Linked DNA regions of Mus musculus: region 2 is linked to region 1. A link is a loop called in an ENCODE intact Hi-C map of the cell type or tissue named here. Cell type or tissue: heart. All regions are shown on one strand.

Evidence for each region. A loop is a pair of places that touch in the nucleus more often than their neighbours do. Peaks named below come from ENCODE experiments on the same cell type or tissue, not always from the same donor. Only the 100,000 strongest peaks of a DNase experiment are listed, where the experiment ranks them.
Region 2: it touches region 1 in a loop (2.1-fold over the local background); 3 of 42 quality-filtered maps call a loop at or near these places.

What each region holds. Positions count from the first base shown.
Region 1 is chr1:152,507,426-152,515,425 of GRCm38, reverse strand. It overlaps Colgalt2 (collagen beta(1-O)galactosyltransferase 2), which reads right to left. Exons shown (of 12, transcript NM_177756.4): 12 at 4,731-6,914. The coding sequence ends at 6,638. Among named protein-coding and RNA genes, the nearest start is that of Gm51749, 29 kb to the left of the region's middle. In heart, a CTCF peak has its summit at 3,968; DNase peaks (open chromatin) are centred at 925 and 4,005; H3K27ac peaks cover 515 bases.
Region 2 is chr1:152,457,997-152,465,996 of GRCm38, reverse strand. The region is part of intron 1 of Colgalt2 (collagen beta(1-O)galactosyltransferase 2); the gene reads right to left. Among named protein-coding and RNA genes, the nearest start is that of Colgalt2, 62 kb to the right of the region's middle. In heart, no CTCF peak of the experiment used is centred here; DNase peaks (open chromatin) are centred at 3,426, 4,006 and 4,866; H3K27ac peaks cover 2,271 bases.

The sequences.
Region 1 (8,000 bases):
CCTCTTCCCTCGCCCCTTTGAGAGGGGTATCAACATGAAGGACTTCACTGTGAAGCCAAGTCTGGCCTATCTGGGAGAGCCAGACCTAGACCGTCCCAGACTCTTGTCCTCTCTGCTCAGTGACTGGCCCCAGCCCTTTATCACAACTCCCCATGAGGAAGCGTCATGCCCCTCCATCACTAATGAGCAGAACCTATGCTGCATCATAGGTCCAGGCCTGTGCCCAAGTGAGTGCTAGGACATCATCTCACACAAGAGATGACTGAAGCGCTTTCTGAAGTGCTTTCATGGCTTCTTCCGAAAAATCAAGGTGCCGGATTTGAAATGGAAGCAATCCTAAATGATAGTTTTCTCTCAGACATCCATGATCCTCATTTATATGACAGCAGACAGCCAAGCCTTCAACAGACTCTTATCTGAGAATGTACACTACGGTATGTCTATTTGATAACTTTTTGAATAATTAGTATATCAGATATATCAGAGAGAGGGAGAGAGAGAGCTAGAGCTATCAGACATTTTGTTGGGGCTGTAGTTTGCAGTTTGTGTTGTGCGGGGGGGGGGGGGGGGGGGGGAGAGCGCAGATCGGACTGCTGGGAAGACAGGCTCCCTGGTCGCTTACTACCTTAGGCAAGTTCTATACTTAGCATTGCCTTAGCTGAGAAGCGGTAACTGACAGGCACTCCTATCCCTCGAGGTTTATTCAGAGTGAGAGAGCGTGCACAAAAAGCTCTTCATTTGAGTGCAGTCTCAGCTGGCTGCAGTCTTCCTTCAGGCCCAGGGCAAGGGAGCCCCAACATTCTTGGCTGGGGGAGCAGCCCCCATTCCAGACGGGAAAATCACAGGGGTAGAGCTTCCATGTGTGGAACAGCACCCTGGAAAAATCTTAGCCTGCTGCTGCTGCTGTCTGACTCACGGAGTTGGAGCACATCTGGGGCTCTGGCAGCTTGTTTCTTGTCTGTGATCCAGAGAGACTCATGAAGACAGGCATGTGGGCTCTGCGCAGCCTCCCTGGCCAGCCTTCAGGCTTTGCAAGTGAGGACCTTTGACAGGCGAGCTGAGCCCTGTGCTGGAGTGTCCCTCTGAGGGCCCCCACCTTCCTGGATGCCCTCTGCATCTGCAGACCTGTAGGGAGAACCTTGCTCACTCCTGGGTCCTCTTCTGTGAGAATAATCTCTGCCTCTTTCTGTAGGAAGGGGCTTTGGCGCCAAAGGCATTCGCATGCCTGAATCCAGGTTACTCCTGTCCCACCATTTCATCACAGGCCTAAGCTCACCTCAGCTTCCCACTGTGGTAGGATTAAGGATAAAGTGGTCAATTTAAAGACTAGGCTGGTACCACTACCATTAAACCTGCCTTCTGCCACTGGTTTCCACTTGCTTGCTTTCCTGTCCAGTCTCTGCACCAAGATCACTACCTCCAAGCATGGCCTGGCACTCTCTTTTCTCCTCTTGTCCTGTCGTTCTGTCTCAGAGATCCCTCTGGCATGAGGACTTTGCTGTGCAGGCTCCCACTTTCCTCTCCACTCATGGGTAGTCCCTCCCCTCAAATCCGCTTGGTTTCCTCCTGCATGGCCAGGTTGAACAATCATACAATCCTCTTCAAGTCTTCACACTACCATGCTGGTTTAGAATAGCAGTTCAAACCTTGCTGCTCACACCAGCAGCACTCTGGCGAGTCAGCTGCAGTCTGCATGCATGCCCGTTCCACACGTCTGGTTCCCCATCTTCACTGACAACTTATAAGAAACAGAAAGCTGTCCACTGCAGCCCAAAGGGCATCTTTCTTCCAGGATCGTGATTCTGGACAGCGCTGGGCTGGGGACTGTGCAGAGGAGCTCTCTTAAGGTCCCCAGGGGCTTCTAAGCAGATGCCCTTCAGACCTTGGAAGTGTTCCCACATGGCCTTTGACTTCCACACCCATTTCAGGGGAAACTAAGCTGAAGAAACTAGGGCGGGGTCTAAGAACAAATGTAGATTATTCAAAAAGTCCAGAGAATTGATTCTTAGATGATTCTTCGTTCCACCTTCCTGCCCTTCTCAGGTCAGGGGAAGGATGGCTCCAGGTTTGAGCAGGAGCAGCATCATTGGTGTGGTAGAGGCAGCCCACGTGAGACCATTTTAATTATGAACATGCGCAGTGGGAGAAAGAAAGCAAACACACACACGGACAAAGATACACACACACACACACACACATGGATGGAGAAGGGGGGCAGGAGAGAATTTATAGTAAATTCATAGGGCAGAGAGGAAGTCAGCCTCCTGTCTCCCCAAATTTGAATGGCATAGCTCACCATTGACCCTTAGGTCCCACCCAGTGTCTAACACTTCCATCAACATTTCTTCCTAAACACTAAAGCAAGTTCATCTTTTCCTGTCCTTGTCATGAGAGGAGGTGCCATTTTCCGTGCAGTCTTTGGTAGCATGATTACTAAAGCCACCACCGTTCTCCAAGCAGGCAAACAGAAAACCCTAGGCTTTTCTTCCTTGCCTCAGCTGCCCTGTGCTGAGGGGTCTGTCACCTGAGGTTCACAGAGGACCCTACGAGTCCTTTCACCTTCCGGCTTCATCTCTCAGCCACACTTAGGAGAATGTCCCTGAGGCAGCAGGTTGTTTCTGGAGAAAAGAGCCCTGCGAAACTCTGTATGACCATACCGACAAACTCCAGGGCTGCCTGTCCTCTGGTGTAAGTCATTCCATTTCGTCTTCTCAAGACCTCTGCCTCATTTCAGCTTTATTTTGATTGATATCAGTCAAGGCAATCGATCGCTTGTGGATCATTCCCTTCCCCTCCTTGGTTGGAAAGAGTATCTCAAACACACTGTGGTGTCATTGTGTCCTGCCCCCTGCGGGGGTGCGTGGGCACAGCTGGCATGTCTGCCACTCAGAGGAGTCAAGACAAAGACAGGATGGTGGTCCACAGCCCATGGCTTTCCAGAAGGAGAAACAGCAGAGTCTGGGATGAATGTTGTGGTTCCTGGTCTCCTATGTACCAGGCACCATCTGCATACCGCTAGGAGTGAGGAACCAGGATTCTGGTCCACAGGAAGAGAAAACATGGAGTCCTGGATGGGCTGAACTCAGAGTGGGTGACTCAGAGTCTGATTCAGTGTGGGTGTCAAGAGAATATGGAGGACTTGGAAGAGAAAATGCCCTCTCTTGTAAATTTGGGCATGGCTCTTTACGATGAAGGCCTCCCCTGCAGCAATCCTTGATGAAGAGACGATCCTTGCTTATTCATACGGCTTTGTTTGCTGGAGGATGTGAAGGCATACACTGTGGAAAGCCTCCTGGGATGTCATCCTTACTCACTTGTTCCAACCGTAAAGAGAAATAGTAAGATCAACAGGTTTGTGCCCGAATGGGAACCTTTCTGGCTTCAGGCACCAATCTTATCCCAGAAGCATCTTCACTGTCTGTCCAGACAGGAACCAAACCTAGAATCCTAGACTTCCTCCCCAAACAGCAGCCTCTGTCTTCACAATCAGTATGTAAGCAAGTCAGCTTGTCGGCATTACCTCTGTCCAGTTCCATCATTGGACCCAACACTCCCACCCATCCTCCCATTAACGCTGGATGGTCTTTCACAGGCCCTCCTTCCACTGTGCTGAAAAAGCAGCTCCAATCCTCTAGGATGCTAGAACCCACTTTCCCCCCTTTTAGTCTCTGAAATACAGCTACCTGCCTGTGTGGTTCCTAAATTGACTGGATTCCCACAAAGGTGGGCACCTGCCCTTGCCTCCTGAGAGTTTCCATTCCCCAAACAGGGCCTGAAACCAGGTCATGCTCACACATGGTTCTGGAGACTTGGGGCGGGGGCGGAGATTTGATTTGAAATACTAGAGTCATTCTCCCTACCATTTTATCTTTGAATGGTTAGATAGACCACGTGTTAGCACAACAGTGAGCACTCTGCCTTGAACATATGGCATACCCTCAATTTCCTCTAGGGGGACACTTCTGCCTTGAACATATGGCATACCCTCAACTTCCTCTAGGGGGACTCTTCTGCCTTGAACATATGGTATAATCCCTGCCAGCTTGCATAATGCTACTCATCTGCCCACAGCAGCTCCCACAGCATGGGCAGGGCAGTAGCTGCCCTGTCTCATTTGCCTTGGGATCCCATGACAGTTCCGGATGCTCTCTGGTTTTCAACACTGATGCAGATGTGGCAGTCCTGGTAGTGTTGGTCAGTGGCAAGGGTTTGAAGAGCCAAGCAGCAAGCATAATTTAGGAATTTAGAACATTTGCTTTTATTTATATGGAGAGCTCCAGAAGGCAGCTGGTCTCTTCCCTATGCTGAAACAGTACAGCAAGACAGACCAGGGTATGTGGATGCCCACTCCTTCAAGTGCCCAAGGGATGCCAAGGATGAGTCTTCTGCAGACTGCAGGGGGCAGCCCACAGGGCAGTGCTTACACTATCAAGGTCAGGCTTTTCCCTCAGAAGATCACAGTTTGGATCCTGAGAGGAATCTGCATGGGCTTCAGCCTCTCAGGCACCAAGAGCGGGCTCCAGGGCCAGAGACAGAGCTCTGTACCGAAGGCCTCAAGTGTCACTCACCGCAATGGCCAGTGTCTAAGTTGAAGAGCAGAAGGGAGGCTTGGCAAGCTATCTGGATTGCTAAAAAGATGGCTTTTTAAAGTGCTAGATTCGCAGTTCGTAATAGTTCACAAGAATATTACAAGGGACTCAAATCTGAGCAGGCAGAAACACAGGCTGGGCTAGACTAACAGAACCAGAACTTTATTCACAGTTAGAAAAGGTCCTAATCTAGAATTCAAACTTTGAAATCCAATGTCTTTTAAGAATGAAAATTCTTAAATCCGTCAGACCAGCTGACAGGGCAAACGGGAGAAAGTTACCCATTAAGACAGCAACAGAAACGAAAACAACAAAAACAACAACAACACAAAACATAACTCAGTCTCCCTTCACTTCCAGTGCCCCAGCCACCTCCCACTCCTATAAAATACACAGTTAAAGCCAGGCATTCTTGCACACATTCAAATCACAAACAAAATACCGAACACCCAAGGAGACCTTAGGAACCACTTAGGGTTCCTCATGAGCTCCTTAATGCTCTTCTCTTTTTCTCTAGATGAGAAGACACAAGCTGGGGCTGGATAAGCCTGGTTTCTCAGCTTCAGTCAAGAAGCCTGAATCATACCCAGGAAGGAAGGGTGGCTGAGGTGAAGCACCACAAGCACTCTCAACAGCTGGCTGGGAATCCTGACACTGTGTGTGACACAGTCCAGCATTGCACCTGACATTAAATTACCTATGAAGAATTAGGAAAAAGTTTTAGGGGACTTTTTTGGAGAAAGGTGTCTAATTAGGATTTTTGGCTCTGAGAGCTGTGGATCGTTGACTTAAATCTATTGTCTAGGCCAGTGTCTTATATATCCACTGGAGAATAAGTTACTCCTAACTGGTTAGCTTCTCACCAGCGGTCTTCCCTGCAAAAGCCAAGCTGGGAAATTCAGGCAATTCAGATGCGCAGACTCACGTGTCAATACTGACATTGCCCAGTGTGCAGTGAGAGTCTGAGACATCTGTTCCTCTGCTTGCTTCACCCTACAGACGATGGTTTTTCCACTTTGGTAAAATAAATAATTCAGAATATAATGAAAATCCAAAACGAGGACAAGTGTGAGGCTGAAATGTATTCTGACCCTCAACAGTGACTTATTAAACTCATCAACAGTGACTTATTACACTCACACCTGCAGTTCCTCCCCAGGCGAAGGGGTGACATATAAGGTGTGAGGTTCTGGGTCACCCCATCCCTCACAACCTGTATATATTACAGTTTTTTATAAATAGACATATTGGACTTAAGCCACAATACAAATGCCAAGGGTTTAGATCTTTCCCCCATAAATATCTAAATATTATAGCCACATGGCACCTAGACATTTTGATGAACACTCTAGCTGCCATGATGGTCAAGAGCCCATGTCGCTACCCAAGCCAGTTACGTACTCCATTGGATAATAACCACTGAGCCATCGCTCCAGCTCTCACTCCATGGGATAATAAAGCCAAGAAGAAAACATCCACTTTGCAACAAACTCATGACAGAGCTCCTTTGAATAAAAGCCCAATTAATGGTTTGGTTTCCCCATTCCCAGACACTTGTTACATAGTACAGTTTTCAAGGTCACATCAATTAGATGAATAAATGTAGTCTAGATGGCTTGATGATTTCAGGGTCACATCTGCCACATAAAATGGACCACTTAGATTAGTAAACAAGGTCCACTGGCTTGTCTGTGTTGACTGCTCACTTACTGATGTGACAGCTTGGGGTGCCATTTCTTGGATGAGAATATGAGCCATGTTGCCACACCAGTGTGGCTAACCGCATTCTCTAGCTAGTGAGCAGAACTGGGCATTTGGACTGAAGTTTAACCTAGATATTCCAGTAATGGCTTCCTAGGGAATTTGGTTTTTAATTTCTCTGTTCTTCACTATACAAATGATATAATTTTGATGAGTCACATCAAACCACTTGATTAGATGACTGCCATCTCTACAAAACAAAACCCCAAACTGGAGCAAACAGATGAGTAGCCCTTTAGAAAATCCAGACAGTGATGAACCTTGCAGACCACACACCCAGGAAGCTTTCAGAGTTCGTCTCTTGAAGGCACAGTGTCCAGGGAAGTTGGCGGTGGAAGTGCTTCCGTGTTCTTGGCGGTGCTGCGGATGTGTCCTTGCTTCCGGGATTTCCAGGAGTGTGTCCTGTCCCAGTCAGTGGCCACTGTCTCATTGTCCCAGATGGTTGACGTTTCTGTGTCGCTCAGATAGCCTGGCTGGCCTGTGTAGTGCGTAGGGTAGATGAGCAGAGGCTCTGCGGAGAAGGCTTTCAAGTCCCTGGACTCATAATACTCCTTGTACTCAGCCCTGTAAACAAGAGGTGCACAGCCACATGAGGGGCGGAAAGAAGTCTCAGGGAATGGGGAAGGCAGAGAGCCCTGCTTGTCATCTCTGAAACTGCCTGGGTACATTTCTTGCTTTTGTAAAGTTCTATCGATTGTGGAGAACCTTAGACTACAAACACAAAAAGGATTTCTTTAAAGTGTTGAGAAGGTCTGTAGAGACAAGCAAAACCGGTTGCGGTTGGGTAGAACAGTTTAGTGAAAGAGCTTCAAGTCTTACTCTGAAAGGTAAGACATCAACTCTATTGGACTCACAGCGATAAATAAACATGACCAATTCTCAATCAGTGTTCCATTCCTGTTTCCACTGATAAAGAAATGAGGACATCTGAGACCTGGAGAGCCACAATGGGGTAAGGGACATGGAGAAGGTTTGGAGGCATGCTAGCTGGCCATCGCACCCCAGTTCTTGCTTGCTGCCCTGGCTCTATGCAGTTGTAAAACTAGAGGGACATCTTTGCTTCCTCCAAGGGTTCCTTGAAAGTTACGTGAAGGATATCTATACAGTATCTTTGTCCACAGGAGAATTAAGTGCTATGTTCCTTTCTGTTTCAGGAGATAGTGGCTTGACTCTATATCTCTGTCAGTATACAGAGGTAACGCATATTGTGTAAAAGATGGCAGATAGCTCCATCTTTACTGGTGACAAGATAAAATGATCAAGCTGTATCGTGGGGACCTCAACAGCTAAAAGGAAGGTCCGAGTTGGAGATCACTTAGCAACTGAGAGAAGGGATCAAGGTCAGAACCTGGCCTCCTGCTCCACTCATGATTTTAGGACACATTGCTTCAGCAGCTATTACAAATACTCTAAGGGTCTAAGAGATGTGTGGCTATTTCTGCCTCTAAGAATTTATAGCCCACTGTGAGGACTAACAGGTAACTGCCATTTACTAGACCCTTTGATAAGTATCGGGTCAGTCAGCAGGGCCTTGGGCATTGAGTACTGTATTCCTCCTTTCTTGGATATCTGGCTCAGATGCCATCTTCTCTTCCCCTGAATTTCTTGCCACCTCCATGACTATGAGTGAGCGTCATGAGACATCATGAT
Region 2 (8,000 bases), 49 kb after region 1:
ATATACTAAAAATTATAAAAATTAACTATCTTGGTACAGAAATTCTGTTAAGTCTGCAAAACCTAACCATGTTTCCCAATGTGAGCTTTAGAATATTTTCTGGCTTCTGACACTGATACTGAAACTGGAGTAAGTATTACAACTCCAGGGTATTTCTTCAGTTATGGTTAATTTAAGAGCTCACAAAGGCAAGCTAATATAATTCAAGGTCAGAGATATTAAGGATTCTTCATCACTCTAATAAAACCAAATCAATTTGGAAAAGGCAAAATTATGGCTTAAACCAGTGGTCCTCAACCTTCATAATGCTGCAGCCTTTTAATACAGTCCCTCATGTTGTGGTGATCCCCAACCAAAAAATTATTGTCATTGCTACTTTAATTTTGCTATTGTTATGAATTGTGACATAACTATCTGATATGCAGGATATCTAATATGTGACCCCCAAAGGGGTCATGACCCACAAACTGAGAACAGCTACAAACAGATGTGCATGCCAGCATCTGAAAAAACGACACCGATGTATGGTATAAAGCTCACTGATTTTCTAGATCTAATTGTGTCATGGAATTTCGGTGTTAGTGGTGAATAACCGCATAACAACACATCCGATAGCGAAAAGGTTAACCTCCAGCGTGAAGCGTCACGGCCTCATAACAGATATTCTCGGGCAGCGGTGGCGCACACCTTTAATCCCAGCACTCGGGAGGCAGAGGCAGATGAATTTCTGAGTTCGAGGCCAGCCTGTTCTACAGAGTGAGTACCAGGATAGCCAGGGTTACACAGAAAAAAAAACCTGTCTCAAAGAACAAAAACAAAACCAAACAAACAAAAAACAGAAACAAAAGCACACACAAACACACACACAAAACAAAAACAAACAACAACAACAAAACCCTAGATATTCTAACTTATTAAAAGTTCATTGAAATACATAGACTTTGGGTCTGGTTATTCTTGGTGTGTGATGTTTTCTAGCTGCAAGGTTTTTTTTTCCCCCTCTTAATTATGAAGTTCATCAAAATAGATACTTGAATTAAAAGCAGCCTTATTAAAAACATCACTCAAAAGGTAAGAGCCAACTGTGGAGTACTAAGTGTCTATTTGAAAGTGGGCCAGAAGGACCAACATTGTAAAAATGGCTATCTTGCCAAAAGCAATCTACAGATTCAATGCAATCCCCATTAAAATTCCAACTCAATTCTTCAACGAATTAGAAGGAGCAATTTGCAAATTCATCTGGAATAACAAAAAACCGAGGATAGCAAAAACTCTTCTCAAGGATAAAAGAACCTCTGGTGGAATCACCATGCCTGACCTAAAGCTTTACTACAGAGCAATTGTGATAAAAACTGCATGGTACTGGTATAGAGACAGACAAGTGGACCAATGGAATAGAATTGAAGACCCAGAAATGAACCCACACACCTATGGTCACTTGATCTTCGACAAGGGAGCTAAAACCATCCAGTGGAAGAAAGACAGCATTTTCAACAATTGGTGCTGGCACAACTGGTTGTTATCATGTAGAAGAATGCGAATCGATCCATACTTATCTCCTTGTACTAAGGTCAAATCTAAGTGGATCAAGGAACTTCACATAAAACCAGAGACACTGAAACTTATAGAGGAGAAAGTGGGGAAAAGCCTTGAAGATATGGGCACAGGGGAAAAATTCCTGAACAGAACAGCAATGGCTTGTACTGTAAGATCGAGAATTGACAAATGGGACCTAATGAAACTCCAAAGTTTCTGCAAGGCAAAAGACACTGTCTATAAGACAAAAAGACCACCAACAGACTGGGAAAGGATCTTTACCTATCCTAAATCAGATAGGGGACTAATATCCAACATATATAAAGAACTCAAGAAGGTGGACCTCAGAAAATCAAATAACCCCCTTAAAAAATGGGGCTCAGAACTGAACAAAGAATTCTCACCTGAGGAATACCGAATGGCAGAGAAGCACCTGAAAAAATGTTCAACATCCTTAATCATCAGGGAAATGCAAATCAAAACAACCCTGAGATTCCACCTCACACCAGTGAGAATGGCTAAGATCAAAAATTCAGGTGACAGCAGATGCTGGCGAGGATGTGGAGAAAGAGGAACACTCCTCCATTGTTGGTGGGATTGCAGGCTTGTACAACCACTCTGGAAATCAGTCTGGCGGTTCCTCAGAAAATTGGACATAGTACTACCGGAGGATCCAGCAATACCTCTCCTGGGCATATATCCAGAAGAAGCCCCAACTGGTAAGAAGGACACATGCTCCACTATGTTCATAGCAGCCTTATTTATAATAGCCAGAAACTGGAAAGAACCCAGATGCCCCTCAACAGAGGAATGGATACAGAAAATGTGGTACATCTACACAATGGAGTACTACTCAGCTATTAAAAAGAATGAATTTATGAAATTCCTAGCCAAATGGATGGACCTGGAGAGCATCATCCTGAGTGAGGTAACACAATCACAAAGGAACTCACACAATATGTACTCACTGATAAGTGGATACTAGCCCAAAACCTAGGATACCCACGATATAAGATACAATTTCCTAAACACATGAAACTCAAGAAAAATGAAGACTGAAGTGTGGACACTATGCCCCTCCTTAGAAGTGGGAACAAAACACCCATGGAAGGAGTTACAGAAACAAAGTATGGAGCTGAGATGAAAGGATGGACCATGTAGAGACTGCCATATCCAGGGATCCACCCCATAATCAGCTTCCAAATGCTGACACCATTGCATACACTAGCAAGATTTTACTGAAAGGACCCAGATGTAGCTGTCTCTTGTGAGACTATGCCGGGGCCTAGCAAACACAGAAGTGGATGCTCACAGTCAGCTAATGGATGGATCACAGGGCTCCCAATGGAGGAGCTAGAGAAAGTACCCAAGGAGCTAAAGGGATCTTCAACCCTATAGGTGGAACAACATTATGAACTAACCAGTACCCCTGAGCTCTTGACTCTAGCTGCATATGTATCAAAAGATGGCCTAGTCGGCCATCACTGGAAAGAGAGGCCCATTGGACACGCAGACTTTGTGTGCCCCGGTACAGGGGAACGCCAGGGCCAAAGGGGGGGAGTGGGTGGGTAGGGGAGTGGGGGTGGGTGGGTAAGGGGGACTTTTGGTATAGCATTGGAAATGTAAATGAGCTAAATACCTAATAAAAAATGGAAAAAAAAAAAAAAAAAAAAAAAAAGAAAGTGGGCCAGAAGCAGCTCCTTTCTTCGTGAGGTCTAGAAGGCACAGCCACCCACAGAGCCCCTAGGTGTTGTGCTGCCTGGAGAGGGAGAGGTGCTGTGTGATGTGGAGTAGCGTGGGACACCAGGAGTATCTGAGGACAAAGACCGGGTTATAGGAGGGCAAACAACCAAGGAGATAGGAAGCAGTTCCCAGGGAGCCACGGAACTGCTTGTGTTTATGCCAAGAACTGGGGCACAGCAGCTACAGTCATCTCCACTGGGCCCAGGGCCACAGGCTACTACTGCCCTGTGGAACGGGAAGCCACACAGAGTGCAGGGAGCATCAAGCCACTCTCTCACGAAGTGAAGCACGAGTAGAGTCACTCCTGGACCAGAATTAGATTTACAGCATAACATTCTTCATAGAATTCCGATATTTTTCATTGTTTTTTAAGTAATGTGAAATAATTTACTCATTTTTCTTCGCGGTTGTTTCTTTGTCACACAGGACTATGTTCTCGTTGTCCTCTTTGCATATGGAAGCATTTCCCAGTCCCTTTTAAAAATATTGTTATTAGAGGAAATAAAGGTTTCTGGCCTGCAGATGAAACAATCCCCAAATCTGCCTAAATATCCTCTGCTGTACTGAGAAGGTGGTTTCATGGACTCTGCAGAGATACCCATGTGTAACTAAAAATAGAAGCACAGAGCTAAGGCAGGCCCACAGTTCCTTCCCAGTGAGTAGAGTTCCCTTTGTTCTCTGGCTTCCTCAGCAAAGGACAGCTTCCTGGCTGCAGCTGAGGGAGAAACTTTTCCTCTGACCTTTGATGTTCTGGGCCCATCTTTCCAACAGCGGGTCCCAGAGGAAGAAGAGCGCTGCTGGACCAGCCCAGCCCAGCCCAGGCAGGAAGCCCTTTATCTCCCACTAAGACCTCCCTAGCTAAATACACAGAAACGCAGGCAGACAGGTCTGACTACAGCTTTTCTGTTCCCGAACAAATAAGTGTTTCTGTGTATTCATAATAATGAAAAAGCATGTGGGCTCAGGGATACTCAGACAGGCCGAAGCAGGAGAGGCTCAGGTGCGGTTTCCTGGAGGAGACATGAGGCGTGCGTTAATGGTTCTTTTTTCATAGTCCTGCAAGATAATGTACCAGTGAGGGGCATGTTCCACCACGAGATTCATTCATATTCACCATAAGAATACAAAGACATCCAATTGAAAGCACAGGACACGTGTGCATCCCTTCAGGACAAGCTGAGGCTCTCTGGCTCTTCGCGTAAACTTGCGAGCTCCATCAGATCCAAATGGAAAGTGAGAATTCCTCAGAGTCCTTATCCTTTGTCAGACAGACCAGGAAAGGTACCCAGAGGAGTAATGGGGCATCCCTCAGACACTGAAGAAAACCGGTGATGTGGGTTGGGATGTGGCTCAATGGTAGAATACTTCCATAGCATATACACAGCTCTGGATTGAATCCCCAGCATCAAGAAAATAAATGTGTGCCAAGCAAATGACACCACAAACCCATCATGGCACAGCAGATAGCTGGACGCCTGGACAAGTGTTCCACAGATCATCTGTGGCCACTAAACCAGACACTGTCCACGGAAACACAAACATGGTGCTGTGGTCCAAATGTTCCTCTGGAATCCAGTCAGAAGGTGGGACTTGGGGCCAATGTGATTGCATAAGACTCTGGGCCTTTAGAAGGCTGTTCACTCGAGAGGGTGGGCAAGCCTTATGGGCTCCTCCTGCTATTTGAGGGAGCAGCAACAAGCTACCAACTGTGAGGCAGAGGTGGAGCCCTTATCTGACACCAGCTCTACCAGCAACTTGATCTTGTACTTCCCAGGCTCCAAAGCCAAGTCCTTCGCTTACAGATGATGTAATCTAAGATACATTGGTACAGTAGCTCCAATTAAGATCCATGTGCTTGCTGGAAAAGCGGGTTCTTGATCATTTATCTCTGTCCCACGGTCTCTCTGAATTACACTCGGGTGAAAGGGGAGCTCAGACCTTTCTGAGCTAACACTGAAAAACTATGATTGAGCTTTACTGATTATTATTTTTTTTTAAGATCAGAGTTTGGGTTTTGAAGGCCACTGTCTTAGTTTCTATTGTTATAGTAAATGCCATGACTAAGAGCAACTTGGGGAGGAAAGGACTTATTTCAGCTTGTAATACTCAGGCGACACTTCATCATTGAGGAAAGTCAGGTCAGGAACCTGCAGGCAACTGAAGAAGAGACCTTGGAGGAACACGGCTTACTGAGTTGCTTCTGGCTTGCTCAGCTGCTCTCTTAAACAACTCAGGACCACTGTCCAGGGTGACAGCCCCCTCCACACATTGGGACCTCTCACATAAATAATTAATCAAGAAAATGGCCTCCGGACTTTCCTACAGGAAACTTGATGGAGATATTTTCTCAGCTGTGTTTCCTCTTCCCAATAACTGTGTGGAATTGACAAACATGCAGGGGTTTCTCTTTGCCTCTAGGGAACACTTAGACCCTGTAGCACTGAGGGGTGTCCCTCTTTCATTTTTAGAGGAGCTGTGGCCTTGGATGGCTTCAGTGCTCATAGTTTGATCCTCTTTGTCCATTAGCACCTCTTTGCTTATTTTCTCAGTGTTGAAGTATCTTAATTTTATAAAATATTTTGCCTATAGTATTTAAAATATTACTTTATAAAGCAATAATTATAAGTGAATGAACACCATGATATCACATATGATTTGTGATTTAAAGAAAATAAAAAGGAGAGAAAAAGCTATATAGGACCAAAGTCTTCATGCACTCTTAAAACTACATAGCTACCGACCTGAACACTAATTATAAACTTAGTTGTTAGTTGCAATACCCAGAGAAACCATGACGAGAACAACCAAAAACTATACACTGAAATAAATGAAAAAGGAATCAAAATCTTACTATAGACTTAGCCAACTAATACAAAGGAATGGCATCTCAAAGCCCCCAAGGAATTAAAAAAGAAAACAGAAAATAGCATCATCATAGAAAACGAAAAAGAAGTAGACAGGATTACTTCCTTCCATACAGGGAGGGCAGGGCTGACAGAAACAGGTGCAACACCCACATGGCTCCAGGGGACACACAGGCCACATCTAAAGCCTTCCTTGTACCCAGTCTTCGTCACCTCTAGCTTTGAAAGTCAGTAAAGGTTCAGGCATCAAAAAGGGTCAAAAGCCAACACCCTGGAATTGTGGCCAATAGCACATGTAGGATTGTGTCAGCCGAGGAAGGCCTTGGGCTGGTGGGCACATTGCTGCTGGTTGGTGGAAGAGAGCCCATGGGCCACTGAAGAAGCCTGTCTGTAGGCTGCCAGGGCTTCAAGGATAACAGGGGTGGCGCCAGGACTCAGATTTACCTGGTAATATCTAAAAGCAGCTAGGCTAAGCCTGCCATCTCTCCTTGTTCCAGAAAGTCGGTTTTTATTCTGAAATCTTGGCTCTTAAGTGATAACCAGCTTGAAATAATTAGAACCGGTTCATTTACTTTAACCGCATGTCCTTCAGAGGCTGTTAGGGCTAAAGTCACGTTGGTAAGCCGGGGGCCACTGGAACCCTACTGAAGCTAGACTGGATTTCTCAGCTCTCCAGGGCATGCATTCTCGATCACTTCCATATGCACTGGGTCCTGGGGAATGTTCTTGGCTTCCCTGGCACCTTGGAATGTCTAGGCCTTTGGCATATGGAGTAACAGGACTCCAGCTGATGTCAAAAAACCGTCATCTCCAAACAGCAGTCATTCAGAGAACAGTGGTGGAATGAACACTGCTAGTCAGGGCCTGGACCATTCTCACCATGAGTAGAAACTGCCAAAAGAGTGAATTTTCCACCTTGAGATTTTAACCATGAAAGAGCCCACTTCAGTGGCTGTTTTCACTCATTAACGGTTCATTGGTGAAGATATAAAAACAAGCAAGCAAACAAACAAACAAACAAAAATTACACCTAAAAATAAAATTCCTCTTTTGAAAATAACTAATGAAATTAATATTCAATTACGGTAGTTCATAAAGCACCCCATCTTTATTCTGACCCCAGGAAGATCCTTCCCAGCAGCTGACCTACCAAAGGGAGGCCTACACTTAGCCACTACAAAGTATGCCCATTGTTTCCTGCTTCCTGGTCACCCAGTAGGGTTTCAAATATCTAGAACCCATCTTGGTGGGTGGAAACTAGATACAGATTATACACACACACACACACACACACACACACACACACACACACACACATTCGCATGCACGCTTGCAAGAGATTAAGGATACAAATACAAAATAGGGAATTGGAGAGTTCTCCCAATAAAACCCCTTTCCTAGGTCCTAATAGACCAGGAAATGAGATAAATTAATTTCTTATGAAACTCTCCTTGTGAACAAAATAAATATCTGTGCTCTAACCACTCCCCTCAGTGCACCCCTTTATTCCAGAAACAACCACAGGCATGGCACCAAAGACTGGGCAAGTGCTACATAGGACATACAACCCCTGTGGGAGTAGCCAACCAATGTCTGATTTGACTTCAGGCCCACTGCTTGAGATGGAACCCATACCTGATGCTGCTTGGGTGACCAAAAACCTGACAGTAGGTAGCCCAGGAACCCAAGGTAAAATCAAACAGTACTGTGTTACTAAAGGAAGATAACAATAAGCTCATTCCTAAGGACATTCTGCTCTATTCATAGATCAGTCAGTGCCCTCCTCAGCCATCGTCAGAGATGCTTCCTCCTGCATCGGATGGGAGCAAATAGAGTCCCACAGCCGGACATTATCCA